Linked DNA regions of Homo sapiens: region 1 is linked to region 2. The links are chromatin loops, found by intact Hi-C in ENCODE. Cell type or tissue: dorsolateral prefrontal cortex. All regions are shown on one strand.

Evidence for each region. Hi-C counts contacts between places; a loop is a spot of excess contacts. Peaks named below come from ENCODE experiments on the same cell type or tissue, not always from the same donor. Only the 100,000 strongest peaks of a DNase experiment are listed, where the experiment ranks them.
Region 1: it touches region 2 in a loop (2.6-fold over the local background); 2 of 110 quality-filtered maps call a loop at or near these places.

What each region holds. Positions count from the first base shown.
Region 1 is chr6:161,416,350-161,420,349 of GRCh38, forward strand. All of the region lies in intron 9 of PRKN (parkin RBR E3 ubiquitin protein ligase), which reads right to left. Among named protein-coding and RNA genes, the nearest start is that of AGPAT4, 140 kb to the left of the region's middle. RefSeq lists an enhancer at 1-87. In dorsolateral prefrontal cortex, CTCF peaks have their summits at 2,223 (motif pointing right) and 2,424; a DNase peak (open chromatin) is centred at 2,237; H3K27ac peaks cover 1,409 bases.
Region 2 is chr6:161,835,576-161,839,575 of GRCh38, forward strand. The region is part of intron 6 of PRKN (parkin RBR E3 ubiquitin protein ligase); the gene reads right to left. Among named protein-coding and RNA genes, the nearest start is that of LNCR-SMAL, 400 kb to the right of the region's middle. In dorsolateral prefrontal cortex, a CTCF peak has its summit at 1,774; a DNase peak (open chromatin) is centred at 106; H3K4me3 peaks cover 844 bases.

The DNA.
Region 1 (4,000 bases), 420 kb before region 2:
GAGAGCGCACACACTGGGGGGCAGGAACTTTGTTTCTTTTGAGCACTGACGCCTCCCAGTGCCTAGAACAGGACCTGGCTCGTAGATGATGCCAGTTCATATTTGTTGAATAAATGTGTGAATGAGGCATATATTTGCTAAACAACTCACCCAAAGTCACTCCAGTGATAGGCCCATCAGCTCTCGGCATCCAAATTCAAACCCAGGCAGACCAACAGAGAGTAATAGCAACAGAGACCCGTTCTTACCAGTGACCCCCGACCAGCCTCATCCGCTGCTGCCTCGCAGGAGACAGTGTCCTATATTTGCTCATAAAAACCAGGCAGGGAAAAAGGCAAGCTACCAGCTTTTAATCTTATTAATATGGGCCAGAAAGGATGGTTCATGGTTCTGACCATAAGACAAAGTGCTTCAAGGCAAGGCTTGTATCAACCGTGCTACGGAGTTGATACACACCGAACTGTCACCCGTCCTCCTGCCCAGGGGCCTTGGCGTTTTGAAGACTCCCCCATCTAGACGTCCAGCAGATGCTGAGCACCCAGGAGAGAGGTCAGAATGCAGGATTTGCATTGAAAGCCACGTCTATTGGGGAAGCAGCTAAAGCTCTGGAATGAGGTACCAGAAAGAAGAAAGGAAGATGGAGGAAAGAACTCTGGAGGGAGATGGGGCCGAGGAAGGAGTAGGAGGTGTGGCTATGCTAGCTCATGCTCACCCCTCATTCAAGCTCCAGACCTGGGCCAAGAGCAAGAAGAGAGCTTGCTTGTGGGTCCAGAGTTTCTGATGGCAGCGGGTTTTTGATGGCCTGTAAAGTCATCTAACGGGCTTGGCGCAGTGGCTCACGCCTGTAATCCCAGCACTTTGGGAGGCCGAGGCTGCCAAATCACGAGGTCAAGAGATCAAGACCATTCTGGTCAACATGGTGAAACCCTGTCTCTACTAAAAATACAAAAATTAGCCGGGTGTGGTGGCGCCTGCCTGTAGTCGCAGCTACTCGGGAGGCTAAGGCAGCAGAATCACTTGAACCTGGGAGGCGGAGGTTGCAGTGAGCAGAGATGGCGTCACTGCACTCCAGCCTGGCAACAGAGCCAGACGCCGTTTCAAAAAAAAAAAAAAAAAGTCATCTAATGCCTCCAAGACCACACGCTATTGATTTAATCTCTGAATTAAAGGTCTCTGAATTAAAGTGTATAAATGTACCTTCTCCCATAACTCTGAGAATGGGGTTTGTGTCTTAGAAAAGAAAAAACTCACGGGGCTGGGGGTTACATCTATTGTTTCCTGTAATTGTCACAGCAGTACTCAATACACACATTTTCACAGGCAAGGAAACTCAGGTTAAATAACTTTCACAACACATTGGAAATTTAGGCTGCCAATTAGTCATCCCTCCGGCCCCCCTGGGTTTTAACCTCTAGACCTAGAGAACCAAATTAGATGAAAATACCAGCTTTTGTAAATCAACAGTGTCTAATAATCCCCCAAGGACAGGGCCCTAGGCAAAGCTGAGCTGGGGGAATGTAGACAGACCTCCTACTTTCCACTCCAAACCTAGACGCAGACTCAGTGGCCCACCCAGGGGCATGAGTAATGCTGGGAGCTGCAGGCTGGCTTCCCACGCTCCCTCCTGGGCCTGGCCCCCAGGCCTGGCTGACTCCATGGGGGGCCTGGCAGTATCACAGCGCAGGGCTCTCAGGCTGCCAGCAGAGCAGCTGTTGTGTTTTCAGCTGCTTATTCTCACTAAAACTTCTGATAAGGCCATCTGGAAAAGTATTACTGTATATTAATAAAAATATTTAAATAAAGTTACAGAATGGAGAGATTTACTTTGGAAGTATTAATATGTAATGAGTTAGACAGATAACGTGTTTGAAGCAGCCTCTGCCAATCTGTTTACTCCACGGAGAGAAGAAGAACAGGTGTGTCAAGCCAAACATCTTTCCTTGGCACTTGAACTGCCTTACTTGGAGCAGCTCTGACAAGCTTATTTTTGTGGTGGTGGTTGGGGGAACCCAGCATTTTTAGAGAAGAAAAGAGCAATCTTCACTCCAGAAAGTGAATCTGTCTATATTCATGTATCGGCCTTGACGTGGTTTGATTTTTCTTTTTAACTCCAGTGTTGGTTCTTTGCTCTTTGAAATCAAAACATTCTGTATTATTTCTGGGATTATACCCAGCAAAGTGAGAACAGGAGCTTCTTTTAGTAAATAAACGTGATCATCTTCCGCCAGTAGGTGTCACTGTTCATTTAGCACAAACCATACCCGAAAGGCAAGGCAATTACCTCGGCTAAAATAACAAGCATGTTTTCTGGAAATAAAATAACCAGTAAGTACTGGGAAAAAGATTATTTTCTTTCACAGGTGTCTCCAAATCAAAGCTGAAGTGTGAACAACAATTCACTCTTTCTATGGCCTCCCACATAGTATTTGCTTCTAGAGCTTTAGCACCATTGTAAGAATTCCTTCTAAACCATGTTTGTACCTCAGATCTAACTGCCTGACCCTATAAACATTTTGCGGTTGACTTTGCTTATAAAATGCATTGGCATTTTCACATACAGGCGGTGGAGTTTTCTAGCGTTCCAGCCTAAATCAGAAAACAATGTCTGGTGTTGCCTACACAGAAACAATCGTATATCATAGAAAATTAGAAGTGAGGCAGTAAAGCGAGTCTCTGAAAATACGTTGGATGTAAACACATCGTTTACATGAAGGACATGGAATTATAAGTTCACACAGTGACACACAAATATGTAAGGTCATTAGTGTTCACTAAATGCGTAGCTATGCAATGAAAATGGTGAGAATCCTTTACGAGCTAACGTGCTACACAGAGTTTGATGCTTCTTGTGCGTGATCTCACCTGTTCCCCCACTTATGTGACCATTTTACAATGAAGAAATGGATGTTTAAAGAGGACAGTGAGGTCCCTGCGCCACAGTGGTAGAAAGTGACCAACTAGCAGTCAACCAGGAGATTTTTGGCCCTAGAACCTGAGGTCCTAACCACAACACAGAGGGCCTTTCCTTTTTTCTTTTTTCTTCTTCTTTTTTTTTTTAAATGGAGTCTCGCTCTGTTGCCCAGGCTGGAGTGCAGTGGTGCCATCTTGGCTCACTGCAACCTCCACCTCCTGGGTTCAAGCAATTCCCCTGCCTCAGCCTCCTGAGTAGCTGGGATTACAGGTACACGCCACTGCGCCTGGCTAATTTTTGTATTTTTTTAAAAAACGGGGTTTCACCATGTTGACCAGGCTGGTCTCAAACTCCTGACCTCAAGTGATCTGCCCACCTCTGCCTCCCAAAGTGCTGGGATTACAGGCATGAACCACCACGCCCAGCCTCCTCTGACTTTTGTAAGGGAAATAATTAGATTCTGCTTGTGTTGAATAATTCTAGCCAGGCCGGAGTTCAGTTCTAGTCCTCCTACTTCCGACTGATAGTGGCTCTGAGTAGTTCACTTACCATCTCTGAATTTCCATTTATTTCACTGTGAAAGGGGGAAATTGGTACCTACTTGTGGGATTGCTGTAGAGATTCAAATACCGTGTTTAAGAAAGTTCCTAGCACTGCGCCTGGCACGTAAAAGGCACTTGTTTAAGAACTTGATAAGGCTGGGCGTGGTGGCTCACGCCTGTAATCCCAGCACTTTGGGAGGCTGAGGAGGGCGGATCACGAGGTCAAGAGATCAAGACCATCCTGGCTAACACGGTGAAACCCCGTCTCTACTAAAAATACAAAAAATTAGCTGGGTGTGGTAGCACGTGCCTGTAGTCCCAGCTACTTGAGAGGCTGAGACAGGAGAATTGCTTGAACCCAGGAGACAGAGGTTGCAGTGAGCCGAGATCATGCGCCGCTGCACTCCAGCCAGAGCGACAGAGCGAGACTATGTCTCAAAAAAAAAAAAAAAAAGAACTTGATAAAGTAAAAAACCCTGATTTTTGAAATAAATTAAGAGTAATGAATATGCAATAAAGCATTCTTTTCTGAAATGCGTTATGAGAG
Region 2 (4,000 bases):
CCACACCGCATGCTGCAGCTGGGCCCCATGCGTTTCCACGCCGGGGATAGGCGGCACCGGCTTATCCACGCATGGGGAGGGTTGGGGAGGGGCTCAGGCACAAGTGCAAACTTTGCTTGTAGGCAACTGAGTTATCCTGTTTCTTCTATCAGCCGGCAGCACGTGCTCTTAAGGTGGACTTTTAAAAGCCTTTTTAATTTTATTTTCCCGGGCATGGGTGACCCCTGTCTCTCTAAGCCTGGAGGGTTTGCAAACACGCTAACTGGTGGTGGAAGTGTTCATTGCAGTTCACATAAAGGGTGTGTGGCTCCAGCACATATCGATTTGAAGCTGCCCACACAGACGCATTTTCAGTTGTCTTAAATTAAATACCCAATTTATTTTTTGGTACATATTTGGTTGCTTGCCAGCAAATGACTCTCAGTATATTCAATGGCTTTTTGCCAGAAAGATGACAGGCTTTTTTCTTTAAAAAGGGGGTGGCCCCTAAATAGCTTCCTTTCTGAAGAGCTCTTGGTGGCCCTCTGGTTTGTAGCAGCTAACTCGGAGTGCGGCCTTTTTACAGCCAGCTTTGGGGGTGCTAAATCTGTGCATTTTTCAAGCCTCAGTAGTTCTGGTCTCAATGCAGTAGTATTCGCTTGCTTTCTTTTCTCTTTTAAAATTTCCACACAGGGTCCTGAGAGCCCTGCCATATGTGGGCTACTCATCCCAGCAGCATGCAGAGGTTCTGCGATGCCAGTGGTCACAGGGAGTCCCCTCATCTGGTCATCCTTCCATCCAAGATCCCTGGCTCTGGATGAGGGGGAAATTGCCGTACATGATTCAGTTAAAATTCCAGCCTGAGTGGCCTCGATTAAATCCAGCCTCCTACATGCAATCAATTTTCAATTTTATCACCTCATACGAAGCAAAGCGTGAATGAGAGTTCAGGGAACTTGGATAGAGATAAAGCAGGGTCCTCTTTAATACACAGATGCTTGTTAAACCTGCTCATTATTCTACACTGTGATTTTCTACGTGTAAACCAGAGACGATCATAATTATCATATGCCTCTCCAGGATTTCTCCACGGAGAAAAACCTAAGAGTAAGTTCATCAAAATGGAAGGTAGAAAACAGGAAGAAGCTAAAATGTCATATCCAGGTGCAAACTAGAAGCCCCTCGTCCACCCTGGCCATGAGCTCCCTCCCTTCCTCTACTAAAGCATCCCCTGAACCGGGGAGAGGGACTCCACTTCCCAGTTCTTGGGCCTTCACTGCTCCCGAGCACAAGCCGTAAAATGACGGGAGCTGTGTGAGGTGCCAAGGTCTCAAATGAATGCGGGCAGCAGCACCTGTGAAGCTGATAAAACATCAGTTTGCATTTGGCTCACCTTGCAAGAGGGGGTTTTATGCCTCTCGTTTTCGCTCCGCTCCCACACTCCTGTCACCCAGCAGCTCACACTATAAAGAGCATCCCCTGCGCTCTGTCTTAAGGAATGGGCACTAAATAAAAGAGGCAGCATGGTGCTGTTAATTTTTCAGCATAGGGGACGCTCTGCCTGTGACACCAGATGGAAGAAAATGTCCTGTAGCCTCCTCCCCCCTCATCAATGCTCAGTCACACCTCTCTTTAAGCATCCTTCAGCTTTCCCGAGAAACTGGTGGAAAATGGTGTTGTCTGAAAATCTGGGAATTTTTCCCTTCCTCCTGCTAATGGCCTGGGTTGAATAAACATTGAAGAGGAAAATTTAGAAAAATGAAAGAGAGAAGAGAAACGCTCTACCCCTAGATGGGGCTACTGTCCGCAAGCAGAGTGTGTTTGTTTTTTAAAATTCAGTTCACTTACAGTGAGACTGAGATTAGGTATCAACAGAGAATTTACAATTTAAATCAAACTTTGACTCATTTAATTAAGTCTTTAGTCCTGTGAACCTCATTCACAGCCTTAGCATTGGGCTGCTCTAGGACTCCAATTGATAAACTTCTTAATTTCCTGGGTGTCTGGGTTTTTTTTCCTTTAAAAAAAAAAAAAACAACCCATACATCAAATCCAAACTGTTGAATAAACTACAAGGAAATAGTAGCCAGCAGCGAATGTTTATATGTTCCAGGGTAATAGATAATGAATAATAAGGGACTGAGGGTGAGGGTAGACTTAACAAAATGCTTGGAAAAGCCCAGGTGAGCTTCAATCTGTCCACTTGGGAAATAAGTCTGAAGAAGGAGAACTGCATTCCAATTAACATCTGTAATTTGCATTGTATGAAAGCACTAGAAAATAATAGTTTTGAGAGCTTTTTTAATGTTTCCAGAGGTAGGAGTACAGATAATCTTATTTAAGAAGCAAGCATAATAGGTCTTTCTGTCATTTCTGAGCTGCTGAATCATAGGAAGGACAGGAAACTCTACCTCAAGTCATGAGAAGAAAAGGTCTGCATGTGTCTCCTTAGCCTTAACCCCCTTGCCTAGGACAGAAAGCGGCTGAAGGAGGGCTCTGCCTCAAGTGTTTCTTAATCATTCCCTTCAGCAATGGTGCTGCTTTTGTTACATGACTGCTAAAAGAGCTGACGTGTCTGTATTGTGTACTGGGCACCATTTTACATACATTGACTCATCTGCTCCTTAAAACCATGCTATGGTTTAAGTATTATTACAATATTTACTAGAAAATTAAATAACTTGTAGAAACTCATGACCCAAATTTTTAAACCTTATTTTAGATTCTTCTAAGACCAGGGCAATTGTGAAAACTCAGTGTTACCCATAAATAAAACAGCGGGGCACTCTCCTTATCAGGAGGCAGTGTGCCTTAAAATCAGCTTTGAAGTCAAGCCAGACTTAGCTGCAAGTCCCCCCTCCATCACTGCAGGCTGCATGCCTTTGGGCAGGTCACTTCAGCCTTCCGAGCCTCAGGTTCCAAGTCTGTAAAATGGGTTAGCATCATTCCCATCTGGCAGGATTGTCATGGGGCTTAAATGAGATAACACATTAAAAGTGTTCAGGCCTCAGCCTGGATGTTAGCCCAGGTCTCGCAAATACAAGACCAGCCACCTTCCTCTTCCTCATCCTTAATGCTTCCTAATATTCTCTCTCACCTCCCACACTAGCAGCGCCATTGCAGGAACTGTCCCCGTCCCACTGCACTGGCTGGCCCAGTGCCACATACTGCAGGGAGGAGACACAAGCATGCGGCCCTGGGGAGCGCTGGTCTCTGCACAAACACGGCTCTTGCAGCTTTCACCCTGAGCTCGCCCTGCGCCAGGGCAGCCAGTCATCTTGACAAGAGCAAGGACCGAGTTATAGGTCAAGGTAAGTGGCAGAAGCAACTCACTTTGATCTGTAACTAGAGCTCAGGGAGTCCCATTCGACCCTGCAAGGGGCCTGACAAGCACAAGCCCCACCCAGGAGCCAATGTGTCTCCGCAGTGCTTGCTCTAGAGGAGGAGGGACTGGGCGAGGTGGGGGGAGGAGCAGCCTTTGGTTCAGAAGCAAAATAGGGGGAAAAAAGAGGCCCAGAAAGAAACAGAGAGGGGAGAAGAAGCGCTGTTAAGTGACAGAGCCACAAACAGAGCTCTCTTGTCTACTGAAGTGATGTAGGGGAACTGAGGTGGCATTGGAGATATGCCTCCCACAGTGAGAAAGATTGTACTGGGAAGAGATGGAGAGAAAGGTGCCCCTGAGGGAAGAAGGTAAGCCGGACACTGAGACAAGAAACCAGGAAGGCTGAGGGAGCGCCTGGAGCTGGGATGGGCTCACTCCAGGTATACAATGTGCACGTGGGGATAAGGCTGCACTAAGTCGGGGGTCACGGCTAGTAATAATAAGCAAATCACTGGGAATTACTCTCTGGGTAGGCACAAGTGAGGCCTCTCAAACCACCCTGACGTTCAGGGTGAGGGCTGGAGCTCTCTGCTCCTGACAGGGAGCACAGCACTGCATCCTCGCAGCCCAGGAAAGTTCTGGCCCATTCGAGGAGGTAGCCGGGGGTCCCACTGACTCTGGAATGCTTGGGGCTCTATT